Regions from separate parts of the Homo sapiens genome. Here regions 2, 3, 4, 5 and 6 are each linked to region 1. A link is a loop called in an ENCODE intact Hi-C map of the cell type or tissue named here. Cell type or tissue: endothelial cell of umbilical vein. All regions are shown on one strand.

Region 1 (5,000 bases):
GGTATTACCGATCAAAGTCTAGTATACCCTGTTTATGAATGCTGGCTCTAACTTCAGACAGTCTGGGTTCACATGTTGGCCCACCAGTGTTTGTATGACTTTAAAACAACTTGTTCTATTTCCCCATCTGTAAAATGGGATTAATATTTTCCTTCGATTTAAATGAGAATGTGTTAGAAACAACGTCTATGTGCTGAACTCTTAATCACAAACATTTCTTGGGCATAATCAGAAATGAAGGACATAAATCATCAAATGTAATTTAAAAATTTTAGCTTTCCAAATATGGAATATGTATTCTTTAATTTTATATCTAGAAGTTCATAATCTTTTACAGACCCATATCCTTTTGAGAATGTGATCACCCAACAGAGTCTTTATCTAGGAAAAAAGCAAATATATGCTATATTCTGCATATGATTTCTGGGAAGCCAAGGACCCTCAGAAGTATATGCATGAAATTAAGAAAGAAGCAGGGCATGGTGGCTCACATCTGTAATCCCAGCACTTAGAGAGGCTAAGGCAGGAGGATCACTTGAGGCCAGGAGTTCAAGATCAGCCTGAGCAACACAGGGAGACCCTCATCTCTACAAAAAATAGAAAAATTAGACAGGCATGGTGGCATGCACATGTAGTCCTAACTTCTTGGGAGGCTGTGGGAGAAGGATCACTCGGGCCCAGAAGTTCAAGGCTGCAGTGAACCGTGATCGTGCCACTACACCCCAGCCTGGGCAACAGGGCAAGACCCTGTCTCTAAAAAAAGAAATAAATAAATAAATTAAGAACAACTGATGTAAACTTTTAAAATTGCAAAGTTGAGCAGTGGAATTTAAGAATCTCTTCAAAGCAGAGAATCCAACTAATATTGAAATATACTGTCATTTACTTTTTCAAAAACAGATTATGCAAGAGTAGAACATTGTATTTTCTAACTTATCCCTCCTTTTTGGAGGTGATACAAATTTTTTGAAACATTTTTTTTTTTCTTTACAAAAATTGTTTTCTCTTTGTTGCCCAGGCTGGTCTCTAACTCCTGGCCTCAAGTGATCCCCCAGCCTTGGCCTCCCAAAGTGCTGGAATGACAGGCATGACCCACTGTGACCCACCAAAAGCATACATATATTTCAGATGAATCCATTTTAACTCATGGAAAGAAACTAGCAGTAGAAACCTCTTTCTAGCAGCTTGAGATAGAATGGTTCAAAGTATTAACATACTTTACTATTGCTCAAATATCATAGGAAGAGTTCTCAATTCTAATGCAATATATATTTTTAAACATAAAAACATACCAACCTAATTCCTATACTTAAGAGTCTCATGATAAAGTTTTATTTTTTTTAAAGTCGGATTTTTTTACTAGACTTATGCACTAATACAACATGTTTTTCTATAAATTAGCACATTTTTAGTTCTGTTTTATGTTATGTTTGTTACGTCGCCTGATAGTCGAAACCAGTTGTTCTCAACCTGCTACCAAATACCAACCTGGAAATATGCCACTATTTAAAAAGCCCGAAGAATAGGGTTTTGTTTTTCCTTTTTAATTGTTTGGTGTTCAAACTACATAGTAAACCAGTTGGCAACCATTACTGAACAAAAATAGTTTTTCGTATGCATGAGCACCATTTTCCAACAGAAAACACTTAACCATTTTTAAGGTACTGGAAGTCCATGCAAGGGTTCACATATGCAGTAAATATCCTTTCAATCTGGTTGTATCACATTGTTTCTGTGAAAGGAAGACCTGATATTGCAGATCTCACAATTAAATGGTAAAAATCAATGAAAAACTGCACCTGAGGCTCAAACACTAGCCAGATGGCCTTTGGTTGGAAAGGTCTCATCTGCTTCTTAAATCCCGCCGTAACTGTGAATGTTTGCGATGCCACCACATCCCCAGTACAAGAGAACTGGAGCATCTCTGGCTCCTTCCATAATCGAAGGGCTTCCAGCGTAGGGCGTAGGGGGAGAGGCCCGAAGCCCTGGAGACAGCGCCCGAGGGATGGAGGCCGCGCTCGGCTGCGCTCAGGTCCGGGTGGCTCCGGGAGCTGAGACCCCGCAGGATGCAGCGGGGGGGGGCCAGGGCCTGATCCCCTACCCCTGCGAGCCAGGGCCGCCTACGCCCCCACTGCTTCCCACAGGTAACGTCCAGCCCTCTCCTCCCCTATCCCCCGAAATATCCCGGTTCCGCTCCGCTCCGCTCGCCGCCCGTGACCCCGACCCCGACCCGTCCGCGACGGCGCCCTCCCCAGGAGGCAGCGGAGGACTAGGGCCAGGCCGCCCACCCTGGCGGCGGCGGCGGCTCCCGGCCAAGGCGGACCCTGGGGAGGACAGCAGCTGGGCCGCGGCCTGTCCCTAGGGGGAGCGGGCGCAGGGCCGCGAGTGGGCAGCGCCTCCGCCCCGCACGAACAAAGCGGCCAGGCGCGCCGGGCCGAGGCAGCACCGCCTCTCCGGGAGCGCGGGGGGCGGGGAGGATGGCGGGGGTACTCACCTGAGGGCCGGCGGAGGGCGCGGGCGGGACAGGCCCAGGAGACGGGACCGCGGCGGGCCGGGGCTCCGCGCCGAGGGCGCACGGGCTACGGGGAAGGGGCGACCGGCGCGACGTCCGCGGCGGGGCCCGGGAGCCCCGCGCCGCGGGCCGGGGGCCGGGGCCCGAGCTCGATTCTGCGGCCGCGAGGTATGGGAACCGGTCCGCCGGGCCAGGCAGCGGTGCTAGGCAGCAGGGGCAGCGACGCCGCCGCCTTTCCCTTCTCCTGCCCCCGTCCCTGCTCCGCCGCGTCCTCGTCCTCGCTGGGTCCCCGCCGCCGCCGCCTCAGCCTCGGCGCTCCTCGGGTTTCTTCTCTCCATCAAGGCCGGGCCGACCCGCAGGGACCATCCCGGAAAGTGAGGGGTTGTTGCCGTTTCCCGCAGCTGTTGGTGGCCATCTTTAATCCTCCTCCTCCTCCTGCTTTCTCCACCTCCCGCTGGCTGTCTGACTGACTGACTGGATCCTCCTCTTTCCCCTCCTGCTCCTCCTACTGAGCCGGCCGCAGAAATTGCAGCCGCTCAGCTTCTACCCCCTCCTGCCTTTCCTTCCTCTTTCCTTACTTCCTTCCCTTCCCTCGGCTTCCCGCTCTTGCCTCACTCTCAGCGGCTGCCTTCGCCCCTGTCTGCAGACAGCGCCGCTGGATGCTCCCAGCTGGACTTCAACCCCACTCCTCTCAGTCCCTCTCCCCACTGCCTTCCAGACGCGCCTCTTCCCCGCCCCGCGCCCCTCTCTCCTCTCCCACCCCTGCCCCTCTCCGCGGCGCTCACCCTCCTCAGTCCCAGTTTCTGAAAGGACTCAGCTGAGAAAGGACAACTGGGTTCCGCTTTCCTTAACCCTACACCCTTTAGCTGGATGCTGTCAGAGGCGATGGAGAAACGCAAAGGTGCGTTAATTTTACTCTAGCCAGAGTATAAAAGAACTGCCCACGCCAGCTATTGTACTACGCAGCTTCGAAACTCCTGCACGCTCTCCTGTGTGGCTCCCGTCCGTGATGGGACTGTAGTTGAGGAGCTCGGTCTCAAATGGTGCCTTCCGTCAGTGACCTTGAGTCGGTTGCCTAAGATTTTAGATTTTCCTTTTCCTTCCTGGGAGGGGCATTATTTATACCTTTGCAGTCCCACAAACAGTGTTTAGACCAAATAAGTATCCTTTAGTAAACCTAGAACTGCCAAGTGATCATCATTTTGCCCGTTTGTTCCTACTCAACCCAGCAGACAATTTGGGTCACGCTTCAGTTCTGGCAGTAAAGACAAACTGAGTCAGCAGTTAGGAGTGGACTCCCTTAAACAACAGAGTTAGAGTGGGGAAGTGGTCATAACATCGCTGTAATCACAAACTTGTTTTTCCTAACACTGCAATCTACAGAAGTTTCAGGATTTCCTCTAATAAACATAAGGCAAGTTGGATTTGCTGTTTTCTTCTTTTTGACGATTTTGCCTTTAGAGTTGGACCCATTTGTAATGATTTACTCGTCAATTACTCCAAGATAACAAAGTTGGAGGTAACATTGCTAACAAACACAGGTGATATATATGAGCACTTTGTGGGGGGGGGGTGTCACAGTTTTTCTTCTGTGGGGCACTGGCTATTAAAAAAAAAAAACACCTTGCCCTTTCAAAATAAGACTAGTGTGTTCAAAGGTTAGTCCCTTAAACAGACCAAATGTGGGCAGAAATGTTTTTAAATGTAGTTTTAGATTCTACTTCAAAATGAGTAATGTTTTGAAAGTTCAAATATAAGATTTTGTAATTATAACAATTTAAGAGTTTCAAATCTCTTTGAAAAGAATATGCCAAAACAAACCTAAAAATATATTTTAGTAAAAATACCGGTATCCTTTGGTGGGGGGCGGAGCAGAATTCTAATATTTAATCCTCACGAAGTAACCTTAATTAACTGTTAGGTTCAAGATTTCAGTTGCCATCTTTCAATGCCAATAATTTTTCCATTTGAAATCAACAACCTATACTAACATCTACAACTCTTTTAAACCCAAATAAAGTATTTGAGACAGCATTGTACAATACGTTTTGAAATAAATTATTAAAAACAAAGCACCTATGTGGGGGTGTGTGTGTGCATATGCATGTACATGTACTTTTTTTGTTCTTTCCCTTTGGCCTTTTGGTGTTTATTCTTTATTTAGATTTTGTGTTCTTCCAGTCTATTTCTAGGCAAAATACCACAAAATTCTTGACTCTTAAATATTCACTTATAAAACTGTATGTATAATAATTGGAGAAAAAAGAACGTTAGATAACATGAATATACACTGCGAAAATAGGCTGACTTCTTTTAAACATTAAGACCACCATGCATTTTTAAAGGAAGATTTTCAGTTAGAGGTTTCAGGACTCTTGTCATTGTGATTTTATTTACACTGAGGGAGGAAGAGTTACATTTTAAAATACTATAATTATATTTTTCTGTTAAAACATATATTGCAATAAAGTTCACAAATCTATCAGTA
Region 2 (5,000 bases), 170 kb before region 1:
ATAAAAATAAACATCTCAAATAATTGTCATCAAAGCCACTGATACAATGTAATTTAATTATAAATCTCAGTTAATAGTTTACAAATCAGGAAATACTTTTATTTCATAAAACTATGATTTATTAATTCTCTTTGAGGGAAAAGTAAACAATTTTAGACCATTAAAATGAAAAGAAATAGGTCATCTTTATTATAAAACAAATTAGAGATAAATGGCAGAAACTTGCTTCTCCCATTTTTTCCCCATTATTAATTCTTTCCTTACAATTATTAGAACTAAATGCATGATCGTAAAAGTACTTTAATTTAAAGATTCCCATATTTATAAAAAGGGTAACAATTTCAAGAATAAAAAGACAAATTCTAAACAGATTGTCATTATCTCTCCAGGGACACATTACAAATGTAATGAAGAAAATATTCTCTCTCGAAATAAACTACATGAGTATAGGAAACTGTTTTCCTCCTAAATGTGCTGGATATTCAGGCAACTACAAAGATATTTCAAATATTCTCTTAGGGAAAGGAACTATTTTTGTTTCTACTCTTAGCAAAGGAAATCACAACTCAATTCTTATTTATTTATTTATTTATTTATTTATTTATTTATTTTTTGAGACGGAGTCTTGCTCTGTCGCCCAGGCTGGAGTGCAGTGGCGCGATCTCGGCTCACTGCAAGCTCTGCCTCCCGGGTTCACGCCATTCTCCTGCCTCAGCCTCCCGAGTAGCTGGGACTACAGGCGCCTGCCACTGCGCCCGGCTAATTTTTTTTGTATTTTTTAGAAGAGACGGGGTTTCACCATGGTCTCGAACTCCCGACCTCGTGATCCGCCCGTCTCGGCCTCCCAAAGTGCTGGGATTACAGGCGTGAGCCACCGCGCCGGGCCTGTTTCCCTATTTAAATAATAAACCCTTCTCTTTCTTTGCTTTCACAAACTTCTTGAAATAATATTCATCCCCTACATGATTTTCATTCATAAAATAAATCAAAAAAGGGAATTTCAAAACTTACTTCTCATTTCTGGTTCATAACTCAGTGAACTTGGTTTGTGGACCCTATATTGTTTTAGCAGTTTTTTGTCCCAGGCACCACAATTTAAAGGACTTGCCAAACGTAAAAACTCCCTAAGAAAGAGACAAAGCAAAGTTATTCCTTGATTGAGATTATTATATAATTCATTAACCAAATATTCAGAAAAAGAATTTAATAAATTCCAACAGACTAATTACAATAAAAAAATGCAAAGTATAATAAAACAATATAGTGTTAGTTTTACATTTAATCACCATATAGCTATATATCTGACACATATTTTTTAGAATGTTTTTTAGACAGTTATTCCTTCGTTGAGAATATTATAATTCATAAACCAAACATTTTCAAAAAAGGAATTTAATAAATTCCAACAGACTAATTACAATACAAAAAATGCAAGTATAGTAAAACATACACAGTGTTAGTTTTACATCTAATCACCATATAGCTATATATCTGCTATACATTTTTATAAATTCATTTTTTAGAAGTTAATAATATTTAAGAAGAACCCCAACTCAAATATTTCTAAAACCAAACTCATCACCTTATATCCAAACCCAGGGCATTTCTTATGTTCTGCATCTCACTGAAATGTGTTTTTGTTCCTTCTTTAACTTTCCATATTCAGAAAATCAGAAAATCCTGCTATTTCTACTCATAAAAATATGGAATCTGCTCTTTTCTCTCATTCTTGCTGCTATCACCCAGACCATATTATTTTACTATTCCTAAAACAGAGTCTTAATTACCTCCTGTGACACCAATATTGCCCCAACTCAATCCATTCCTCACTATAGTCAGTATCTCACAGAACTTAAATCTACACAGTGTCACTCTATTGCTTAAGACTCTTCCATGGCTGTCCATTTCTGTAGTTGAAAACACAAAACAGCTAGCATTCAGTACCATACATGAGATGATTTCTACTGTACTCTCCAGCTTCACTGCTCCCATCTTTCCCGCAATCATAAATTCTACTTAAGACATACATAAAACTTCTGACTGCCTAAGAATGCTGTACTCCTTCTCTACCCTGGACCACCATATTTGTTTTTCTTGTTGGGGAAAAAAATCTTGCCCTTACTTTTTCACCTGATTAACTCTCTTCCATACTTTAGAGTTTTTTATTTATCATCATTTTTTTGTGTGTGTGAGACAGCCTCTTGCTCTGTCACTCAGACTGGAGTGCAGTGGTGTGATCATAGCTCACTGCAATCTCAAACTCTTGGGCCCAAGAGATCCTTCGGCCTCAGTCTCCCAAATAACAAGGACTACAGGCACACGCCACCATGCTAGTTAATACATATATATATATATTTTTTTTTTTTTTGTAGAAACAGGGTCTCACTATGTTATTCAGGCTTATTTCAAACTGCTGACCTCAAGTAATCCTCCTGCGTTGGCCTCCCAAAGTGTTGGGATTACAGGCATGAGCCACACTGCCTGGCCTCATACTTTATTTCATTAACTGTCATTTCCTCCAGGAAGCCTGCTTTGAGTCACACTTCCAAAAGTCTCTGCCCCTATATAAACTCTGTAACACTGCTATTACGAACTTAATAAACAATATTTTCATTTCCTGCTTATCTGCATGTATTCTTTACTAGACGATACATTTTTTAAGAGCATAAACCCTCCATAACCTGTCATTTATAACATCATGTTAAAAAAAAAAGTAGAATACTCCAAATTTTCAACTCCCTACAGCAGGAAACAAAAAAGGCTTACAAGTTAGGTTTGCCAGTTTTTCATGTAGAACGTTAGACACAATTAGTTTATAATCTATGGCTTTTAAGTAGCAAAGTACTTGTACCATCATTTGACTTCTTTTTTCTGAGAACTCACTAATTGTGAAAACTGACCATACCCAATGGTTGATTTTCATTGCTTATTCTATTTATCTAACTATGCAATGTAAGTTATCTGGTAAAATAGTAGCATTAGGTATGGGACAATGTCTCTCTCTCTCTCTGTGTGTTTCTCTACTTTTAAAGTAGCAGATTACCAAAAAGGATCAGGGGAAAATCTCAATGCTATTTTCAAAACTTTAGGACGGTGAGTACAACTACAAGATAATGGATGAAGTGAGTAGGTCCATCTCACTCATCTTGGCATTATAAAGGCCGTGAACACAGCCTGATACAACACCATTTAACAAATGTTTACTGCATAAAAGTTTCTTAATCCACAATCAGTTTGGAGTCAGTTTTAAAAACTTACAAATAAATTTCAACCATTTTTAAGAAAGCTCCTAAAAGTTTTATAAAAGAGGAGTACTCTAATAATAAGTTATGTAACAGCAGTGTTATAGAGTTTATATAGGGGCAGCCTACCCAGACTTTTGGAAGGGTGGCTCAAAGCAGGAGGCTTCCTGGAGGAAATGACAGATATATATGAATCATTCAAGAAATACACATATGTAAGTATATATTTCTTGAATGATTCACAAACTCTGATACATCCATACTGTGGAACATTATTCATAATAAAAAGAAAAAACTACTGATACATGTAACAACTTGTGTGCAGCTCAAGAGCAATATGATTAGTGAAGAGACAATCTGAAAAGATCACATACTGTATAACTTCATTTATGTAACATTCTCAAAATCAGTGGTACCCAACCTTTTTGGCATCAGGGAGCGGTTTTGTGGAAGACAATTTTTTCACAGATGGATTGTGGAGGATGGTTTCAGAATGAAACTGTTCCACCTCAGATCATCAGGTATTAGATTATTTAGATTCTCATAAGGAGTGCCCAACCTAGATCCCTTGCATGCACAGTTCACAATAGGGTTCACGCTCCTATGAGTATCTAATGCTACTGCTGATTTGACAGGAGGCAGAGCACAGGCGGAAATGCTGGCTCACCCACAGCTTACCTCCTGCTGTGCGGCCCAGTTCCTAACAGGACATGGACCAGTACTGGTCCATGGCTCGGGGGTTTGAGACCCCTGCTCATAACGACAAAACTATGGAGATGGAGAACAGATCAGTGATTTCCATGGGCTAAGGGCTAACGATGTTGGGGTTAGGGGAGTGGGTATGACAATAAAGGTAGCACTAGAGAAATCTTTGTGACATCGTAATTGTGTGGTGATTACATGAATCTACACATGATACAATAACAGATAATTGTATGTGCACATGAATACATCATACCAATATCAATTTCTTGGTTTGGATACTGTAGTATAGTTATGTAAGGTGTAACTACTGGAGGAAAATGGGCAAAGAGCACAGGAAAACTCTTGGATCTATATTCACAACTTATGGTGAATCTATTATTTCAAAATTAAAAGGTTAAAAAGTATTTCTTTAAAAACTTCTTACATATGAAAAGTTATTAAATATAAAGTAAACGCATGACTTCATTTTTAAAGGAAAGTGAGAGCTTGCTAGATTCAAATGAAAGAAATAACTGATGGACAGAAACACTAAATGATTACTAATAACTAGATTTATTTGTTTCTAAGTGCCATATTTTGAGTATTTTGTCCATTTTTGTTATATTTTGCCCATAGATAACTGAATATATGTCCATTAAGGCAGGAATTCTGGAATCATAAGGACTCTAGAAACTGACATTACTAATTGTGGACTATTTGAGTATGAAAGAGAACTTACCTCAACACCATGGGTTCCAGAGCCTGAGAGGCTAATCGTTCAAACATCCGCTGCAGGGGCGGGTGCAGTGAGTGGTCCTCATCAGCCAATGCAGCACTGCACCTCTGCAGCAGTCGTGCATGAAGACCAGCTTCACACATGACTTGCTGGTTCCTTTCTGTGTGCACCAGGGATTGTAAAATATTTGCCACGGCAAGTTGAAGATCCAAAGCATGCTAAAATCAACAAAGAAATCCACACAGTCAGGTCATTCTTAGTGAGAAAGATGACAATTCTTTTCACATGAAGCATACCTTTTTAATTTTTTTTTTTTTTGAGACGGAGTTTCGCTCTTG
Region 3 (5,000 bases), 270 kb before region 1:
GGCCATCTGCCCTGGCAGAAAAATATATCCGCTTAATAATGAGTTGGCTTCATCTGCCGCCTTCCACACTAGAATGTAAGAGGTTGCCTCCTATTGTACATTTGGGGAAAGCCTTGGGTGTAAATCAGTGTAAACTTGGAGGAGAGATTTTGCTATCATGTAGAGTAGGTATTTTTTACAGATTGAAGGTTGATAAATTTTTTAATACTTTTGAGAGAGAAAACTATCTGTGTATACACATGAAGTATATATATGTGTGTGTGTGCATAATATAAAAAAAGAGTTGGCTTAAAATTTTGGTCATATAGACATCTTTATTGCATGCTTAGCAAACCCCAGGAAACTATTTTAAGCAGGAAGTCCTTTTTCCTGGCACATTACTTTCAAAGTGCATTTTCTAAATGGAAAATATTTTTAAGCATAATTTGAATCAGCAAAATGTACTATTAACCTTGTAATCTGTTCACTTCAAGACTTTCTCCCTCTTTATATGGCTTGCCTCAGGACCCAGCAACTCTGTGAAGTTTCTGGCCTATACAGATGATTCAGTTTTATACTGAACAGGGGTTCAATTTTTTTCTATAGGTATTTATGACACCACTGTTTGAGTTTGGCTTTATAATAGCTTTGAAGTCAGACAGAACTTAATTTAAATTATAGCTTTACTGCTACATGTGACTTTAGACTTGTGTCTTGACCACTCTAACCTGTGTCTTTTTCAGGGGTAAAATGGGGCTAATAACTACCTTGTAGAATTGTGTCGACTAGAGTTTTGTATTTGTAGAATACTCAACACAGTCCCCTGAAATAGAGGTGCTCAATAATTGATAAGTGGTATTGTTACATTATTTTTCAAATTTATATCATTAAAAATACTTAGATATATGCTCCTTATTTAAAAAATACCTTATGGTAAGTTCTCTCACAGATCAAATATTAAGAAATGGCTTAATTATAAAAGGACTCTTGCTTTAAGTAAAAATTAATAATAGAATCATGTATGTAATAGACAATCAGAAATACTCGTTAATTAAATCATCAAGGGCTCTACTGAATATATTCATGAGTTTGGCATATCCTTAAGTATATGACAAATGAGAAAAGAGAGAAACAAAAAATAAAGAATTTAGTGGCAGATAAATGGAAATCACCCTGGAAGGAAATTAATATGAGTCAATAGCAAACATAATTCAGTTTGCAAAAATTCAATTTAGACTTTTGCATTTATATTACTTAAATACACTGAAATATATGTTACCTAAAGATAACTTTCTTCAGATTTTAACAAAGGGACCGGCTTAGATCATTGTTAGAAACAACCTATTCTGATTTCCTTTTTTTTTCAAAAAAGTATTTCTAGCAACAGAACGTCACTTTGGTTTTGTCCATTAGATCTGAAGTACCTCAGAATTAAGGAAGCTTTTTACTTCCTACAGGGTGTAGGCACAGGAGATGGACTATGTCCTTCTTGGCATTTTCTATGTTCTCTCTTACCTGTTTGAGGGTGACGGTCTTGGCCTTTTCTTTGGAGGTGCCCATCTCCCACACACACACAACCGTGCTTGTTCCACCCGTGATGACCAGCTTGGGGTTGGGGCAGATTGCACAGAGAATCTGGCCCCACTCAGACAAGCATTCATAAACAGTCATGGCCTATAAAGTAAAACGGATGTGAGACACACATGCCGTTAAGTACTATACAAACTTCTGAAACTCAAGGAGCAGAATTGAGTGAAGGTGCAGGCACCTCACCAGCAAATAGCGGCTCATGTTCTGAGCTAGCTTTAGTTCAGAAGCATATCCACTGAATCTCTACCCTGAACTACCCCTACCGCCTCCAAACTATTGTTGCTGCTGAAAGCCATAACCAAAAAGGACTTTGCTCATAATGGGGGTCTCTGGTTTCTCCAGATTGGGAAAGTGATGCTCAAATTGTGTGATCTATGGAAGGTGCAGGGGACAATGTGGCAAAAGGATGCATTTGCTGTAGACAGAATGTGAAAAGAGAGCACGACTGCTGCTAAGGAGAACATCAACAAAATGGAATCGTGTTACAAAGCAACATAACAGACTATGCAGATTCTTTTCGTCTTGCATTTGGGAAGGGACTGTTGGAGGGCAAACACAGGGCACTAAAGGATCACTATGGATTGTCTCTCCAAGAGGTACTTATGGGACCCAAAACAGTTGCTGTTGCTTCTTGTGGGATGGAGCAACAGGTTTTCTGCCAGCTTGTTTGGAGCACTAAAATGAAAAGTGGGGCAGATGGTGACTCATCAAAAGGAGGCTATTCTGGTTGACAGAAATGCTGAGCTCCTTGCTGGCTAGGATCTCTCGGAGGAATTCTTTGAGTGAGAAGGAAACTGCTAGCCCCTGTTACACAACTTTGCAAAAGAGGCTTGTTCTGCAGGGAACATGACATCTCTATGAGCTCCTTTATCCTGCTCTCATTCAGTGAAGCTCTCCTTTCCCCAAATAGGAAAGCTCACTTTTCTTTTGGGCTTTGGAGGAACAGCTGACAAGCCCTTGGACTGGGTTCTCCCCAACCCTATTAGTCATATAGGATAGCCAGACCACAAAAGAGCAATATTAAATGAGTAGGCAGGAAATAATGCAAACCTTGTCTGACTCATAGGTTCCCAGTCTGCAACTGAGGTCTGCATAGCCCCAAGCAAAAGTTTTATTCCAGGTTGGTGGGATAAGAACCTTATTCTGTTCCACCGCAAGAATACCTTTATCTGTACATACGATTTGTCCTACAGGTTCTTTGAGTTCTAGAAAAAAGAAATCATGGTATTAGGACAGGAACAGGAAAAACTAATGTCATTATCTCATAGAGCATGATAATTTCAAATATTCATATAAATCAAGCATCCTGATACCTACGTTGAGAAAAAATGATCTCTGAAATAGAGCTGGGCTTTTGAATCTCCTACAAGACCTGCTGGGTGGAATGTTCAACCTAACAGGGCCTCTGCAGGACTTTCCTCCAGCTTTCCTATTTCTGGGCACTCTCTGGTTTGGGTACTACCATTCAGGTTTGCCTCCCTAGGGTTGTACAGAGTAATCTGGGATGCTCCCCAGAATGTCATAGGGACACAGATTATCAACAAACCTATGTCTTTAGTACCTCCCAAGTTATAGCCAGACCTTAGACTTCCTCAAGGAAGGTCATGTCATTCCCCAGAGGAACGGACTCCTTGCTCCACACCAGCACTCTGATGACCATATTACTACTCCAGAAGAATCGCCAACAGTGACTGACGCTGGCACAGAGCAGAGTCTGTGTAATGAGGACAAATGGCATAGAATGGCACACAAGTTAACCAGATTTTGTTCCAATTCTTGGATATTTTTAAGCGACAACTTCAAGATTTTGCAGAACTTTTTTTTTTTCATTCTAAGGGGAAAAAACCTACTTGAAAAAATATTTTTAGATATCCCATTATACCATTAGATAAAACACAGATGTCTTTTCATTGGCATACTAAAAATGTGTTCTTTTACTAATATATCGGATAGGCAGAATATATTTAAATGAGAATGAAATTATGAAGACAAATTTTTTTTATCTATAAAGTTGAATTTACAAGGTTTTGGTATTTTAGAGCTTTGATTATCTTAAAGAGGAGAGAGAAGACTGTTTGGTTCTTTCTGATATGAAGTCCAACAAGCCAAAAAAAGAAAACAGAGAAAAAAAAGCAAAAAGAGAAAATATAAATACTAGTAGGTATTTAGTAATCTAACACAAAATGTATGGCACTTATTAAACAAATTATGCTATCGTCAAAAAGCAAATTTGTTATTGTTAAACTGGGATTATTAACAATCCCATTAAATCATTAATCAAAAGTTTATTTCTCATTATTTTACCTTTTACAGGTGTTAGAGAAGGCCTCAAGTTGTCTAGATGATGAAAAAAGATCTTGTCACTTGTAGATCCTGGTAGGACAGAGATTCCTGCATTGTCTCCATTGAGTCGACTTCTCACTCGCTTTGGTGGATGAGGTTTTTTAAATAACTGGTATGAAAGAAGATGACTCACTTTATAATGAAAGATAACACTTATAAGCCCTTTTATATGCCAGGCATTGTGTTCTTATTTCAATTAAGGTTCACAAGAACTATTAGGTACTATATTATCCTCATTTTACACCCGAGGAAAGAGATTCAAAGACGCTATGAAGGTGGCCAGAGAACTCACACCTGAATAAGCAGGGACAGGACTATGATACTAAAGCATGGGCTATTGTCTTGTTCTATGCTAAGCTGAATTCACAATAACTTTCTCAAAGAAAGTCAATCTACAGTTGATTGACAATTATTTTCCAATGATATTCAAAAGTTAACTCTCAGTAGCCTAATACCATTCTGTGCCATTGAAGGCAGGCAGACACTCTATCTAGTTGGATTATTTCTGGTTTCAATGTGGCCTTTATGTGATTTAGAAATATCATTTTGGTGTCCTAAAAAGGTGCTACTGATTTGCTGAAAGTGTGAATATTATCATCTTCTTTGTGCTTTGCTATGTTGTAAAGGGAAAAAAGAAAACAAAAATGTGCTACATCGTCATTCTGTATTTCTACAGGATTAAAAATATTAATGGCTGGGTGAGGTGGCTCATGCCTGTAATCCCAGCACTTTGGGAGACTGAGGCAGGCGGATCATGAGGTCAGGAGTTCGAGACCAGCCTGGGCAATATGGCGAAACCCGTCTCTACTAAAAATACAAAAATTAGCTGGGCGTGGTGGTACACGCCTGTAGTTCCAGCTACTTGGGAGGGTGAGGCAGGAGAATCGCTTGAACCCAGGAGGTGGAGGTTGCAGTGAGCCGAGATTGCGCCACTGCACTCCAGCCTGGGGCAACAAAGCGAGACTCCGTCTCAAAAAAAAAAAAAAAAAAGTACATTTAAGATTACTATTTTTCAATTATTGTAAATCTTTGAGACAGGCATAGAGTAGTTTCTGTTGGAAAACTAGTATTTGAGGAGGAGATCTGAA
Region 4 (5,000 bases), 88 kb before region 1:
TTGTTCTAAGTTTTAAAACATTTTTGTTAAAAAAGACACCAACACACATATTAGCCAAGGCTTGCACAGGGCCAAGATTATCAATATCACTGTCTTCCTCCTCCATATCTTGTCTCACTGGAAGGTCTTCAGGGACGATAACCCATATGGAGCTGTTATCTCCTATGATAACAATGCCTTCTTCTGAGTACCTCCTGAAGGACCTGCCTGAAGCTGTCTTACAGTTAGTTTTCTTTTTATAAGTGGGAGTATCCTCTAAAATAAAGATTAAAAGTATAGTATAGTAACTACATAAACCAGTAACATGGTAATTTATTATCATGTATTACATGATTTATATGCATGTGTTATATACTATACATAATTGTATGTGCTATACTTTCATACAACTGGCAGCATAGAAGGCTTGTTTACACCAGCATCACCATGAACACGTGAGTTGTGCTTTGTGCTACGGTATTACAACACTTATGACATCACTAGGTGACAAGAATTTCCCAGCCTCATTATAGTCTCTGGGAACACCATCATATATGCCGTCTGTTGTTCACCAACATATCATTATGTACTGCATGCCTGTAGTCTGTTACAGAATATTCATCATTAAGAGAGACAGTATAACATATTAGTTACACAGGCTTTGCAATTAATTGTATTACTAACTATTTAACCTCAAGTCAGATACGTTCTGTGTGTAAGATTCCTTATCTGGAAAAAAAGAATAATTATCAGAACCTAACTCATGGTGTTATTTGTAGAAATTAGGTAATTTATTACATGGAAAGCACTTAGATTAGTATTTGGCACAAGTGCTCAGTAAGAGAGGGCTATTATTACTGTTATTCTACCGTAATGTACATTTACCAGTAAATGGTTATTTATTCCCATTAGCAATAATTTTCTCAATAAAGAGAACCAAATCTTATTTAAGTTTGTATCCTTAGTTCATAGTAAGTGGTTGGTGAATAATAAATGTTAAAAAAAAAAAACTTACATAGAGTTATGTAACTGGTAAGTGACAGCACTAGATTTTCTGTTCAGATATTCTGAGTTCTGGGTGTGTATTTTACTGTTTCTCACAAAAACTTACATATTACAACATGAAAAAATGTTTAAGCTTACAATTTACGTATCCTAGTTCTCATCCTAAAGAAAGCTTTTGCAGGACATCTTACGTATCTCCTGATAAAAATTACATTAATCATTTGTTCTAAATTGAAAAGTTACCAACTTGCTTAGAGATAATTTCATGCTATTAAATTATCAATATCTTGCATCAAACTATAAATTCCTTGAAAGAAGGCTACGCTCTCCAAATCCTTTAACATATAGCTAAGTATCTGGTACATAGCAGAACTGAAGGAATATATGTATGATTGATTCTCATAACTTTAAGGAAAAGTACAAATTTTAAGGCTCTTTATTATCTAGCCCCTGCATAGGCCTGACGTTCTTCATGCCCTACTATTCTACTTTAACCACACCCGTCTACTGCAGGCCTCCTTGCTCTGCCTGCACGCACCCTGAGCCCTCTCCTGGGGGCTCTCCCCGTCTGGCTCTTCTACATCCAGATGATTATGAATCATCCTTTAAATCTGAGCTCAACTGTCCCTCTTCTAAGAAGCTTTCCAGCTTTCCTTTGTTGTTGTTTTTCTCATTCTGTTGCCCAGGCTGGAGTGCAGTTACATGATCAGGGCTCATTGCAGCCTCCATCTCCTGGGCTCAAACCATCATCCCACCTCAGACTCCCAGCTAATTGTTTTATTTTTTTATAGAGATGGGGTCTCACTATGTTGCCCAGGCTGGTCTCAAACTCCAGGCCTCAAGTGATCCTCCCACCTTGGCTTCCCAAAGAGTTGGAATTAAAGGTGTGAGCCACTGTGCCTGGCTGAAAGCATTCCTGAATCTCCCAGTCTGACAGATGCCTCACCGTCTTGGTTCCCATAGCATCCTGTGTACATCTTTATCATTGCATTTATCACATCATGTAACTGTTGTTTTGACTGTCTTTTTCAACACCAGACAATGTAAGATTATGGAAGGCAAAGGTCATATCCTATTCAACTTTTTTTTCCTGAATACCTGACATGGTACCTGACAAATAAGAAATGGACAAAAAAATGATTCATAAATGAGTAAACGGTGCTGAATAAGAGTTTAGAAGATAAATGATTTAGAGGCAGCTCAAGGACTAGTTAAGGTGATTTAAAATAGACCAAAGGGGGCAAATTTTTTCTTTAAATTTCTTATCTGTTTATTTTAAAACAAGAAAACTTAGAAGACAACTTTGTTTTTTATGGTTTGTTTAAAATCAATTACATAACTAACAAAAATGACCATTTTTGTTAAGATTGTTGGGTACCCCATAATGTACTTTTTAAAACATGTTCAGTTAAAACTGATATAAATTCAGAAAATAAGAACTATTTAAGAGAAGGCAGGGGCAGAAGGAAAAAAATTACTAACAGAGAGTTAGGTTTGGGTGGTAAACAGATGATGACAAAAGGCAATAAGCCAGAATCCTCCGCTGGAAATTCAAGCATCAACAACATACTGAGGACAAGGAACATCCCAAAGAGGAAAACAGCTCACTAGTGTCATAAGAAATCATGACTGAATGAGGCTGGAATGTATGTTAAGACCTAAAAGTGATCAAAGGAAAATGACAAATGCCAAAAGATTGTGCAGAATTACACTGGTAAAACCTCACAAATGAAAAAAATATGAATAAAGCAATGATATCAACAAAAATAATAATGGTAAAATAGATGTTGGCTTCTTCACAGATTAATTATACTATTGATTAATTAGAATGAGGAGTTTTATTGTTATTTTACATTTTTCACAAAATATCAAAATTTATACATCCAAATGAATTTTGCTCTTCCAATTAGTTATGTTGGAAAGCTATGTATACATAATGATGTTGACATGGTTCGAAATGCTTTAAAAAATTCCTCTCTACAAACTGCTTTAAGAGCATTTTGTAAGCTACATCTTAAAATCCGTATCATCATACATCACGTGTTACCAAAAATGGAATTTCCCAGTGTACTCATGTGCTTTAGTTTCAAAACTTCCTCAAAATATCTTCTGCCTGTTACTAAATGTCAAATCCATTTAAAAGATTGAAAATTCACCACTAATAACCAAAAGGCTGCACTGCACACTCTGTGTTTGCATCCCCACCTGTAATAGCATTGCTGAAATTTAATTCCTTAAGTGTCTACTATATATAAGGAACTAAGGGAATGCCGACTTCAGTTTTTACTCTGCCGATAATGTGGCTATATTCATTTTCCTAAAATTTCAAACAGATCAGAATACAACTTTCCTTAAAAGTGACAACAATGGCTGCAATGGACTAGAGACAAAACTTTTGCAAGGTATAAAAAGGCTGCTCAAAATCTGGTGGGTCCCTAATTTTGAAGCTGTATCTTCTGCCCTAGCCCTCCCCTCATCCCATGCTCATACCACATCACCTATCTGCTGTTCCCTGGACACACCATGCAATTTCAAACCCTTGATGCTTCTCCCAGATGGTCTTTGTTTGAAATAACAGATTTTTCTACTACATGGCTACCTATCATAGGTAGTTCATGACTGTATTTAATCTTAAAGCAATGTGAACACAGCTATATAGTAGTAACTTGATCATTGATTCAAAGAAATATTTATCAACTCACTCCCAACCCACCTGAATTTCTCTCTGTTCCAGCCACGACTAGCTCTACTTTCAGCAGCTTATATTCACTATGTTCTTGTCACCACAGCAATTGAAGACATCTGAAGACATTAATTTGAAAAGCAAATCTTTAAAAATGTTTAGAAGAAAATGCTGGAAAGTACAACCTCAGGTTAAGGAAGAAATGTCTTAAAATGAAACAAAACAAAAATTATACATACACACACACACACACACACAAAATTGGCCTTATCAAAATTAACTTCTGTACATCAAAATAAAAAAAAAGTAAACACAAGCTAGAAATTGGGAGAGAAATATTTGCAACATCTATAATGAACAAAAAAGCATTACATTCAAAATATGCGAAGAATGTCTTCAAGTCAATGAGAGAAAGGCAAACAACCCAATAGAAAAATGAACAAAAGACAAATAGGCATTTCACAGAAAAGGAAACATGAATGGCCACAAAAATATGAAAAGCTACACAACCTTGTTAGTCATAAATGAAATGCAAATTAACATAACAACGAGTTAACGTTTGTGTGAGGCAGAATAATGGCCCCTAAAGACGTCTCTACTACATCCTAATCTCTAGAACCTGTATGTTACATTATGTGGCCAAAAGGACTTTGCAAATGTGATTAAGTAAAGGGCCTTGCAATGGGGAGATTATTCTATATTGTTTGAGCAAGCTTGAAATAATCACAAAGAAGGAGTCAGGAGAGAGAAGGAGATGTGACCAGGAAGCAGAGGTTGGAGTGATATGGACATCAGCCAGGAATGAGGGTAGCCACTGGAAGATGAAAAAGGCAAGGAACAGATTCTCCCCTAGAGCGTCCAGAAAGAATGCAGCTCTATGAACACCTTGATTTTAGCCCTGCAAGACCAGTTTTGGACTTCTGACCTCCAAAATTGTAAGACACTAAGTTTGTAATGTTTCAAGTAAGAACATGGTCATTTGTTACAAGAGCAATAGGACATCAATATACTATTGTGTATCAAAAATCAAATGTGACAATACCAAATTAGTAAAGATGTGAACAAATGGGTTATAAATGTTAGTAACAGTGTTTATGGATTGGCATTATCTGGTTGGAATTATCTAGTAAAATTGACCATATACAGATCATACGAATCAGCAATTCCACTTAGGTACATGCCCTAAGGAAACTCACATATATGTAGAAGGAGACGTATAAAGTAACATCCATAAGCAACATTGATTAAATTGTAAAAACCTGAAAATAATAAAAGTGTTTGTCAATAAGGGAACCATACATATATATATATATATATATATATATATATATAT
Region 5 (5,000 bases), 220 kb before region 1:
TTCCTTTATGAAGACATACCCAGTCTCGGGTATGTCTTTATTAGTAGTGTGAGCTTGGACTAACACGCACTCCAAGTCAGCACCCTCTCAGTTTCATTATCTTTACCTCCAGGTATACACAAATCTGTTTGAGCTGTTCTCATGCACTTTCTTCCCATTGCCACGGTATTTATTTGCAGCAAATTCATTTGGCTCTTCATGAGAAGTCTGGTGGTGACAGCACAGGGCACTGATAAACAGGAGCTAGGAGAAGAGTCTCCAGGCACCCTTGTAGAAGCCAACACAGGCCACGTAGTCAATTTTTTGAGTATGTTTAAGTGTTGGGCACTGTGTTATGAATATTAAATCTTATTTAGTTTTCACAATAATTCTCAGAGAGAGGTTCACTTTTATATCATTTTACAGATGTGTAAATTGTATAGATGTGAAGAGAATTGAACTTGGTCAAGGCCACACAGCTATATCCAGCACACATGTAATTCCTCAGAATACTTTTTGTTGGGTGATGTACATATATTTAATCCTCACAATAATCTTGTAAGAGAGATGGTAAATAATATCATTCTCTAGAGAATGAATTTAGCTTGGGAAGATGAAAATGCTTATATAATAAACAACAGGGCCAGAATTTAAACCCAGGCACTTCTTACTCTCAAACCCATGCTCTAGCTTTCTGCCACACCACACTACTTCCCTTGTATTTGGCCTCAGTCACACTAAAGCCAGTCTATATGAATGGGAATCTCCTACTTTTATGCTAATGAATTTTACTGCTAATGAAGATAATTTTACATGTTCTTTTGTAGGTATAATCAAGTAAGTAGATACTTTTATGATGAAATTCTAACACTCATAGGACTGAAGATGCTCTGGTTCACATTTACTGGACTCAGATGTTCAAGCCCCTTCCTTCACAAAGGTAAATGGTAAATATGTAAGATAATTCTCTCTCTCTTTTTTTTTTTTTGAGACAGGGTCTCACTCTGACACCCAGGCTGGAATGCATTGGAATGCAGTGGTGTAATTACGGCTCACTGCAACTTTGAACACCTGGGCTCAAGCGATCCTTCCACCTTAGCCTCCAGTAGGTAGGATACAGGCACGCACCACAACACTGGCTATGGCTAATTTTTTTGTAAAGATGGGATTTCACCTGTTGCCCGGGTTGGTCTTGAACTCCTAACTTTAAGCAATCCTTCTGCCTTGACCTCCCAAAGAAAGTGTTGGGATTACAGGCATGAGCCACCATGCTCAACCTAATTTTCTTCTTGAATCTCTTCATGGATAAAGACTTCATAATCATAATTTTCAAAATCATATGTTTATAATTTATTCTGTTACACCATTGGAAGACATAGAATGTTAATATTTCATTAATATAATTTTTTTTGTATATGTATTCTGCATATGTATATTAAAGATACTCAAAATATTTAAAAGTAAATTTCTATGTTCTTTATTAGATAGTATCCTATCTTCCTGTTTGGGAATTTCCAGGGATGAAGTTAATAGTTAAATGATTCAAAAATACACTAAGCCTTACTTAATGTCATTGACAGGCTCCTGGCAACTGCAACTTTAAGTGAAACAATGTACAGCAGGTCCTCAAATAACATCATTTCCTTCAACCTAGTTTTATTATAAGGTTGACGAGGAAAAAAATTTAGTTTTGTTACACATCATTTTGCTTAAAGTTGCAGCTACCAAGAACTTATCAATGACGTTAAGTGAGGACTTACTGTACTGACAGAATACACCAAGGCACTGTGCTAAAAGTTGTGAGAGATGAAGGAACACATGAAAGTTGTTCTCTAAGCAGTTTATAATCTATCTGGAAGCTTCAATCCTGACACCCCCTGCTTTTCCCTGAACTGTACTCCTACTCGCTAGTATATTGAAGCACTATTCTACCGTAGGGCAAATTCATGCCCACAACAAAGAGAACCTTACTTCAAGGTTAATACATGTTATTATATATCAAATTCTTCCTACTAAAAAATATAGAAAACAAAAATAAAGGGCAATTATACAATTTAAATATGGGTAATTAATTAGCTATTCAGGTACCAGAAGCTTGAAAATGCTATCACTGTATGTTTCCAGTCATTCCATATCTTTCATGTATGTATTTTCCTTTTTTGATCAGTTATGCTTTCTTGCACACATCTCTTCTGGACTTTATCCTATTATTTTCCAATAAACTATTTCACTTTTTCATAAAATGCTTCAAATTTTTACCCTATACAGTAAGATACTGGTCATCTCTCTTAGAGCTTTTTAAAGTTTCCAAAGGGGAGACGTTCCATTGGGCCTGCTTTTTAATTCTACCACATGCATTAGTGAGGAAACCAATTATTCTCCTGCCATTATTAAACACTGTCATCCTGGTTAAATGCTTAGCATAACTGGTACCCTAATTACATTAGTGATTTTAAAAAAAATTGACCAAATTGAGATACTTTCGCATGAATAAGATAAACATGTGGTTTTCAGGTTTCTATTTATAAGTTAACTGTACTAGCCACTAGAGGGAGCACAAAAAAAAAAAATCTCAGGTTCAGCTGTCAAACTGCTGAGAGACAGTGCAGTTCCTCAGGGAGAAAAGCAGTCTTCTCCACAGATTTACTCTTTCATAAAACATGTTATTTTCAGAGCCCCTGGCATGGACTGTTTGACCTTATTTATATGAATTGGTCAAAAGAACATTAATGTATATGCAACTAATTACATTGTATTAAATTTTCTCTCTGTGATATCTTCAGACTTTTCTAGGTAAACATTTTTTAATGCTTTTCTGGGATAGCTAATTTCTAGAGGCAGCAATGAGGTCACTTAAAGGCTTAGAGCCACTCTCATTTTCTGATGCATCAGTTGATTCATATCAATTGTCAGGAGAATGGGCAGGCAGCCAACCTAGAAGTTTGCTGCCTTGGGGAATTTAACAAGTACATCCTGGGCACCTGTTCTGTACAATGCACCATGTCTTAAGTTGCACAGGACACTGACAACAGTAATACCTGGCAATGACAGGTAAGAGAAATTGATGTAGGAAATTATAAGGTAAGAAGACAATGCCACTAGGCACTGTTAATGTCCAGGGAAGGGGTTGGCACACTATGGCCTGTGGGCCAAATCCAGCCTGTGCTGTTTCTGTAGATAAAGTTTTATCAGAACACTGCCATGCTCATTCTCTTACGTATTGTCCATGGCTGCTTTCTAGCTACAACATACTTGAACAGATGTGACAGAGACCGTATGGCCCACAAGCTTAAAATATTTACTATTTGGCTTTTTACAGAAGAAGTTCGCCAGCTCTTAGAGAAAGGATGATAAAGGACTGAATTAGAGACATCCTTGAGGGAAGGAAAAGAACAAACTGATAGGGTTTAAAGCACATGTGGGATTAAGAACTTTCCACAGCCTATAACATGTTCTGCCTACACATAAACAAGAGGAATTAGAAATCCTTGTTATAGAACTTGTTTGGTTACTAATGTTCTAATTTAAAAAGTAATGCAAAAGAGATGTAAATGCGTTTCTTTTTCTTTACCTCCAACAAAAGATCAATTAGTGGAGTTTGCTTGCTGGCAGGAGTGAGACAGAGGTTGTCTATGATTAAGACCCGCATGAAGTCAAAAACGAACTTTTTAGCCGGGTGATTGGTCAGATATGTCTTGGTGCCCACATTGCAGTACTCTGATTGGCTCCTGTTCATCCCTGTGTCTGCTGCAAACGCTTTAAACTCTTCTGCTGGAGATCCAACTTCATCATCAAGGTCAGTCACCTAGTAAAATCAAGTGGAAAGATACGGTAATCACATTAGACTCTGACATTTTTACTTCTGTGTTTCCTAAAAATAAAACTGGAGCAGCAGCATTTTCCACCTATTAAGCTATTCAGCACATTATTTCACTCTGCTTTACTCGACCCTTCCTTTCAAGGTAGTAATCTGGCACCATATGTCATGGTTACGCAACATATGGTGTTTCTGACTGACCACTAACAATACGTCACCTTTAAGTTGAATTGTATGTCTATTGTGGCTAACTGCACTTAAAATATATGGAATAATAAAATTAGAATAAATATGTTTCCATATTTGAACTCTACCCCTACTGTGAAGTCAAATGTCACAGAATTTCACATAAAAATCTGGCATAATGGTAGCATGTAAGGGGTGATCCATTTATTATAGGTTAAAAAAACCCCAAATAAATTTAAAAAAAAAACAACAATATTGGTGCCAATTTTGAACCAAGTGACAGAGCGAGACTAGCAAACAAATTATAAGATGCTGATGGCCAGGCACAGTGGCTCACGCCTGTAATCCCAGCACTTTGGGAGGCCGACATAGGCAGATCACCTGAGATCAGGAGTTCGAGACTAGCCTGGCCAACATGGCGAAACCCCATCTCTATTAAAAATACAAAAAAATTGGCCAGGCGTAGTGGTCCATGCCTGTAATCTCAGCTACTCAGGAGGGTGAGGCAGTAGAATCACAGGAGAATCGCTTGAACTTGGGACGTGGAGGTTGCAGTGAGCCGAGATCGTGCCACCATTGCACTCCAGCCGGGATGACAAGAGCGAAACCCCGTCTCAAAAAAAAAAAAAAAGATGCTGACAAGGAAAAGATATTGATATATTATTGAAGGTCTTTTTTTTTTAAACCAAAAATAAGGATTCTAAAATTATAAACAAGCCAAGGTATTAAGGTCATGTGTCACATTTGCCTTTCTCCTAAAAATCCCCACCATTTTAGAATAAGTATTGTACCTTTATACATGGAGAAAAATTAGTATAAAGAAGGTCATTTATCCCAGGTCCTAGAGTATATGGTGGAAATATGAAGAAACATCATGAAATTTTGAAGTACTATGGAGGAATAACTATCTTTTGGGTGTGTTTTATCTATTTATTTTTAAACCTGTTTTATGTTTACAGTTTATTAGCTAATCAACATCAACGTGCAAAAGTAAGTGATAAGCCCCTGCTATATGGTT
Region 6 (5,000 bases), 45 kb before region 1:
TACACACAAAAGAATGATGACGACCTCTATGAACTGATATGGAATAATTTCCAGGGTATATTTTCCAGTGAAAACAGTTAAGTGCCAAAGTGCTTACACAGACAATATGCTATCTTTTGTGTTGGAAAAAAGGAGAAATAAGAAAACACACATATCTACTAATCATTATAAAAGGAAACATTGGAAAGATAAACCAAAAAACAATAAGGTTGGTTATCTAGCAGGGTAGCATGTTGTTTTTGTTTTTAGTGATATACGTGAAACAATTCTGAAACCATTTTAGATGGTACTCGTTTAGACCAAATGAGTAAAATGTTGGCACTGTTGGGAGCCCATGTTCTCATTATAGAAAAAGGGAGAATTGGAGGTATCAATGTAAATTCTTATTTTGAAAAAAAAAATACCCATATTCACATATGTATATCCATGTTATATGGGCATATACATGCAAACACATGCGCATATTTGTGTGTGTGTGTATATATATATAGATATATATATACACACACACACATATATATATATACACACACACATGTGTACATTTTCTAGTTTGTTCCCTGATAGGGCCCAGAAGCAAAGATATCCAGCAATAACATATATACCAAAGCATCCAGATCTTGGTTTCTAATACTATTACCCAATAAGAAGGACTAAGGCTCCTAGGAGAAATGACTGACTCCAGTGCTGGGCAATAAATGCACAAGATGAAACTTATTATAAAGAGTGAAACTAATGACTTGCTTAAAAAAATGATGGGAACATGTAAAAGGATACAAGAGCCAGCATGAAGAAGATGCCACTGGTGAGGACTGGAACAATTTTAGCTCCAAAATATTTAACAGTAGTGAAATGTTAAGCATTAAGGGAAAAATAGGAAACCATAAATTCAAATCAACAATAAATAAAACAATACATATAGATAAATAGAAGGGCTCCTATTACAGTAGAATGCTGAGTAATGACTGGTAAATGCAGAGAGAGTAAATCATTATTTTGCAACTATAATAGTAAAGATTGATTCAAGCAAGTATCATCAATGGATGCTACATACAGGGGATGAAATGTTATGAGGAGCTGTATATTTTAACTGTCTTAAAGTGTCTCCCTCCCAGTAGACCCTTTATTAGTTGCAAGGAACATGTAGTAATATGGTTTGGCTGTGTCCCTACCCAAATCTCATTTTGAATTGTAGTTCCCATAATCCCCACATGTCATGGGAGGGACCTGGTGGGAGGTAACTGAATCATAGGGGTGGTTACCTCCATGTTGTTCTCATGATAGTGAGTGAGTTCTCTAGAGATCTAATGGTTTTATAAGGGACTTTTTCTCTTTTGCTCGGCACTTCTCTCTCCTGCCTCCAAGTGAAGAAAGGTGTGTTTGCTTCCCCTTCCACCATGATTGTAAGTTTCCTGAGGCCTCCCAGCCATGTGGAACTGTGAGTCAATTAAACTTCTTTCCTTTATAAATCACCCAGTCTCAGGTATTTCTTCATTGCAGCGTGAGAATGAACTAATACACATAGTAACTATATAGTGGAAAAATCAGACAATGAAATGGTCAAAATTTCCATCACAAATGAACGGCAGAACAGTCAGTACCTATAGATATGATATGCTCAGAAAGATATATTCCTTATGTAATATTCCATCCAGGAATGTATAACCTAAAATCTTATCAACAGAAACATCAAACAAATAAAAAATAAGGAACAAAAAATAAGAAAACGAACAAAAAATAACTTCTGAAAAGGGAGAGAAAGGATGACTGTGTACTTTTAAAATGTCATATAATAAAAGATAAAGGTTGAAGAATTATTCTAGATTAAGGGTACTAAAAAGACATCAAATATAAACGCAAGATATGATCATTGACTAATTCCTACACTGGAGGAGAAGAAAACTGCCATAGAAGGCACTTATTCAGATAACAAAATTAGAAAACGGAAGATTAAAGTAATGTAAGAATGTTAAGTCTACTTAAGTTTTTAGACTGCTAATATAAGAGATGATCCTTATTCTTAGAAATCTACACAAAAACATTTAGGACTAAAGGGCCATAATATGTTCAATGTAACTCTCAAATGGCTAAATGAAAAGAATAAATGTATGCATGCATGTATGTTTACAAATATATACATATAAACATGCACAAAGTGAGAAAGAGTAATAAAGCATTTGGGACAAATGGCTAACAATAGATGAATCTGGATAAAGGGCAACTGGATGCTCTTTATATTATTTTTGCAACTTTTATGCAAGTTTGAAATTATTTCCAAAAAAATCATTATATTCAGGAACTAACACATTATTTTTCTCCCTAAAATCTGTTCCTTCTTTTATAATTCCTACACAGCTGAACAGCACCAGTGCCAACTAGTCATCCCACTAGAAACTTGACAGTTAACCTAGATTACTCAATAGTTTCATCATTTCCTTCCGGTTCTATAACTCCCACAACCCAAAGGAGAATTTCCTAAGGGAATATCATTAATATGACCTTTTTTTTCCTCCAATCATACCAAATTGGTGTAGGACCTAATCACTTAGCATTTCTCGTCTGATTTACTGCTACAATCTACTACTGATCACCGTTCCTCCAGTCTTGGCCCTAAATCATTCTACACACTGCTACAGAGTGAATTCCCCCAATGAAATTTGAATATGTCACTCCCTGTATTTCTTAATTTGTCCTAAATATAGGTAGGAAAGAACTTAATGGATTAACTTGAAAAAAACCCAACACTAATAAAATATATTATTTTGGATCTTCAGAAGCAAATAAGCAAAAATTACTGCCCAGAGATTTAAAAAGCTGGTATAACATAATTGATATAGTCATAAAACAACTGCAAGAGCCTTCTCGGACCCAATCTTAAAGCAACTGCTATTAAGCAATATGTTCAGTGCCTTTTATACAAATAACATAAGAACCCTGGAAGAAGGAAAGGTAATTAAAAGCATAGAAGGGAAAAGAAATTTAAGGAAAAGAAGGGAAGGAAAATAAATGGGAAAGTAGAAAATTGAAAAGAAGGGAAGGAAAAAGTTAAAAAGGTAAGGGAAAAGAAGAAAACTCTATTAGTAAAACAGAGATTTGTCTAGTGTTAAAATGTTAGCATTTTAAGAATTAACTAACCCTCTCTCAATTATTCCTAATGAAATAGCAAGCATAATCAGAGAAAAGTATTTTTATATGTCTTTATCAATATCTGACATTTTATCAAATGTTACTTGAGGACAGTATTATTCATAATCAATATATATTCTATTATTTATAAGCAAATATGGAACCAAGTCTCTATTGCTTTCATTTTTTTTTTTTTTTTTTTTTTTTTTTTTGAGACGGAGTCTCACTCTGTCGCCCAGGCTGGAGTGCTGTGACACAATCCCAGCTCACTGCAACCTCCACCTCCTGGGTTCAAGCAATTCTCTGCCTCAGCCTCCCTAGTAGCTGTGATTACAGGCACCTGCCACCACGCCCGGCTAATTTTTACATTTTTAGCAGAGACAAGGTTTCACCATCTTAGCCAGGTTGGTCTTCAACTCCTGACCTCGTGATCCACCTGCCTTGGCCTCCCAAAGTGCTGGGATCACAGACATGAGCCACCGCACCTGGCCTGCTTTCATTTTTAGATTTTCAATTTCTCAGTTCAAGGCATCAATATATAACTATACATTTATTGTATATAAAAATATACACATATATAGCATATATGTATAATATACATAAAGTTACACAATATATATCTGTATCCGGATTCTAGTATTCTACTTGAGCACCTACACCTGTAGATTTTAGCTATCAGTATAAGGTTTTAAGTAACTTTTATGTTGAATGTCAAGTTGCACAATAACAACAACTAGATTTTATAAATATAAACATTTATTGATATTTTACACTGAGAATATAAAATACAACAGATAGCCAAATATACATTAAAGAGTCTTCTCAGGACAAAAAGCTTGCTTCTTATATTTCTTTTCCAGTTTACAGAAGGAAAAGAAAACAAACTAAACAGAGGCAATAAACATGTCACACTACGGCCTCCTCTCCCCACAAAAAGTTGTTTTAATCATCACATTAATTTAGTCTTTTTATAACAAATAACACTTGTTCTTTAAACTTTAATTTATTAAATTGTAAGTGTGAGTAGTTGTGTGTCAGGACAGGCAGAGTAAAGGATCAAAGATCAATTCAGTCTATAGCTGGGCTCTTTTGTTGGATTTCTATAGGTCTAAGCATGTAAATATGGCCAACAGTACAGGAAGACATTTTTTTTTTTTAATCTTATTGCTTTTACCGAGGCAAAGTCTGTTTTGTTGTTTTTGCTGCTGTTTTTTGAGACAGGGTCTCGCTCTTCTGCTCAGCCTGGAGTGCAGTGGCACCATCAAAGCTCCCTGCAACCTCAGCCTCTTTGACTCAAGGGATCCTCCTGCCTCAGCCTTCTGAGTAATTGAGACTACAGGTGTGCACCACCATGCCAGTGATCCCCCTGCCTCAGTCTCCTAAAGTGCTGGGATTATAAGCGGGAGCCACCACACCCAGCCAAGGAATCCCATATGCAACAGAGTTATTTAATTTACTCTTTGTATATTGCTTAAAGCATTAAATGATAGCTAAAAATCGAAGTGTTTGGCCTATCTTCTATTCAGCTGGGACACATGCTGTGAGATCTTTGAACTTAGAAAAGCAGTTAGCCTGTCTCTTTAGGTTTGCAAATAATGAGGACAAAATCATCATAGTCTTTTGGGGTAAATGAGTTAAGAATATGACACCCCAAAATGCCATTCTGGCATATTGACTATTTAAGTTAAAGGCACTTAAAAAAACAGCAGGTACAAGAAGATCATTCTGACCATGCTGTTTCTTAAAAGTAGGAGATGAAATTCCCATGTGAAAGATGCCCTTCCTATACTACAAAGAAAACAGCATTCTTATCATCAAGAATAAAAAGATGAGGCCAAAGGAAATCTGGACAAACAATTGTTACACAAATTCTT

Evidence for each region. Peaks named below come from ENCODE experiments on the same cell type or tissue, not always from the same donor. Only the 100,000 strongest peaks of a DNase experiment are listed, where the experiment ranks them.
Region 2: a loop joins it to region 1, with 5 times the contacts of the local background. A loop is called at or near these places in 7 of 110 quality-filtered maps.
Region 3: a loop joins it to region 1, with 4 times the contacts of the local background. A loop is called at or near these places in 3 of 110 quality-filtered maps.
Region 4: it touches region 1 in a loop (6-fold over the local background); 6 of 110 quality-filtered maps call a loop at or near these places.
Region 5: it touches region 1 in a loop (6-fold over the local background); 104 of 110 quality-filtered maps call a loop at or near these places.
Region 6: it touches region 1 in a loop (2.0-fold over the local background); 21 of 110 quality-filtered maps call a loop at or near these places.

The regions. Positions count from the first base shown.
Region 1 is chr4:84,963,715-84,968,714 of GRCh38, forward strand. It overlaps WDFY3 (WD repeat and FYVE domain containing 3), which reads right to left and starts at 2,976. Exons shown (of 68, transcript NM_014991.6): 1 at 2,495-2,976. It overlaps WDFY3-AS2 (WDFY3 antisense RNA 2), which reads left to right and starts at 1,902. Exons shown (of 4, transcript NR_152775.1): 1 at 1,902-2,144. In endothelial cell of umbilical vein, no CTCF peak of the experiment used is centred here; DNase peaks (open chromatin) are centred at 2,037, 2,307, 3,047 and 3,657; H3K4me3 peaks cover 2,449 bases; H3K27ac peaks cover 1,868 bases.
Region 2 is chr4:84,796,985-84,801,984 of GRCh38, forward strand. WDFY3 (WD repeat and FYVE domain containing 3) reads right to left here. Exons shown (of 68, transcript NM_014991.6): 17 at 4,666-4,880; 18 at 1,012-1,124. The region is part of intron 1 of WDFY3-AS1 (WDFY3 antisense RNA 1); the gene reads left to right. Among named protein-coding and RNA genes, the nearest start is that of WDFY3-AS1, 2.8 kb to the left of the region's middle. In endothelial cell of umbilical vein, no CTCF peak of the experiment used is centred here; DNase peaks (open chromatin) are centred at 2,547 and 3,407; H3K27ac peaks cover 2,739 bases.
Region 3 is chr4:84,689,012-84,694,011 of GRCh38, forward strand. It overlaps WDFY3 (WD repeat and FYVE domain containing 3), which reads right to left. Exons shown (of 68, transcript NM_014991.6): 59 at 3,874-4,021; 60 at 2,620-2,774; 61 at 1,495-1,653. Among named protein-coding and RNA genes, the nearest start is that of WDFY3-AS1, 110 kb to the right of the region's middle. RefSeq lists an enhancer at 2,077-3,276. In endothelial cell of umbilical vein, no CTCF peak of the experiment used is centred here; a DNase peak (open chromatin) is centred at 2,590; H3K27ac peaks cover 1,485 bases.
Region 4 is chr4:84,875,709-84,880,708 of GRCh38, forward strand. The region is part of intron 3 of WDFY3 (WD repeat and FYVE domain containing 3); the gene reads right to left. Among named protein-coding and RNA genes, the nearest start is that of WDFY3-AS1, 82 kb to the left of the region's middle. In endothelial cell of umbilical vein, no CTCF peak of the experiment used is centred here; DNase peaks (open chromatin) are centred at 2,493 and 4,313; H3K27ac peaks cover 3,490 bases.
Region 5 is chr4:84,747,933-84,752,932 of GRCh38, forward strand. WDFY3 (WD repeat and FYVE domain containing 3) reads right to left here. Exons shown (of 68, transcript NM_014991.6): 36 at 3,551-3,784. Among named protein-coding and RNA genes, the nearest start is that of WDFY3-AS1, 46 kb to the right of the region's middle. In endothelial cell of umbilical vein, a CTCF peak has its summit at 2,561 (motif pointing right); a DNase peak (open chromatin) is centred at 2,569.
Region 6 is chr4:84,918,338-84,923,337 of GRCh38, forward strand. The region is part of intron 2 of WDFY3 (WD repeat and FYVE domain containing 3); the gene reads right to left. Among named protein-coding and RNA genes, the nearest start is that of WDFY3-AS2, 45 kb to the right of the region's middle. In endothelial cell of umbilical vein, no CTCF peak of the experiment used is centred here; a DNase peak (open chromatin) is centred at 2,444; H3K27ac peaks cover 530 bases.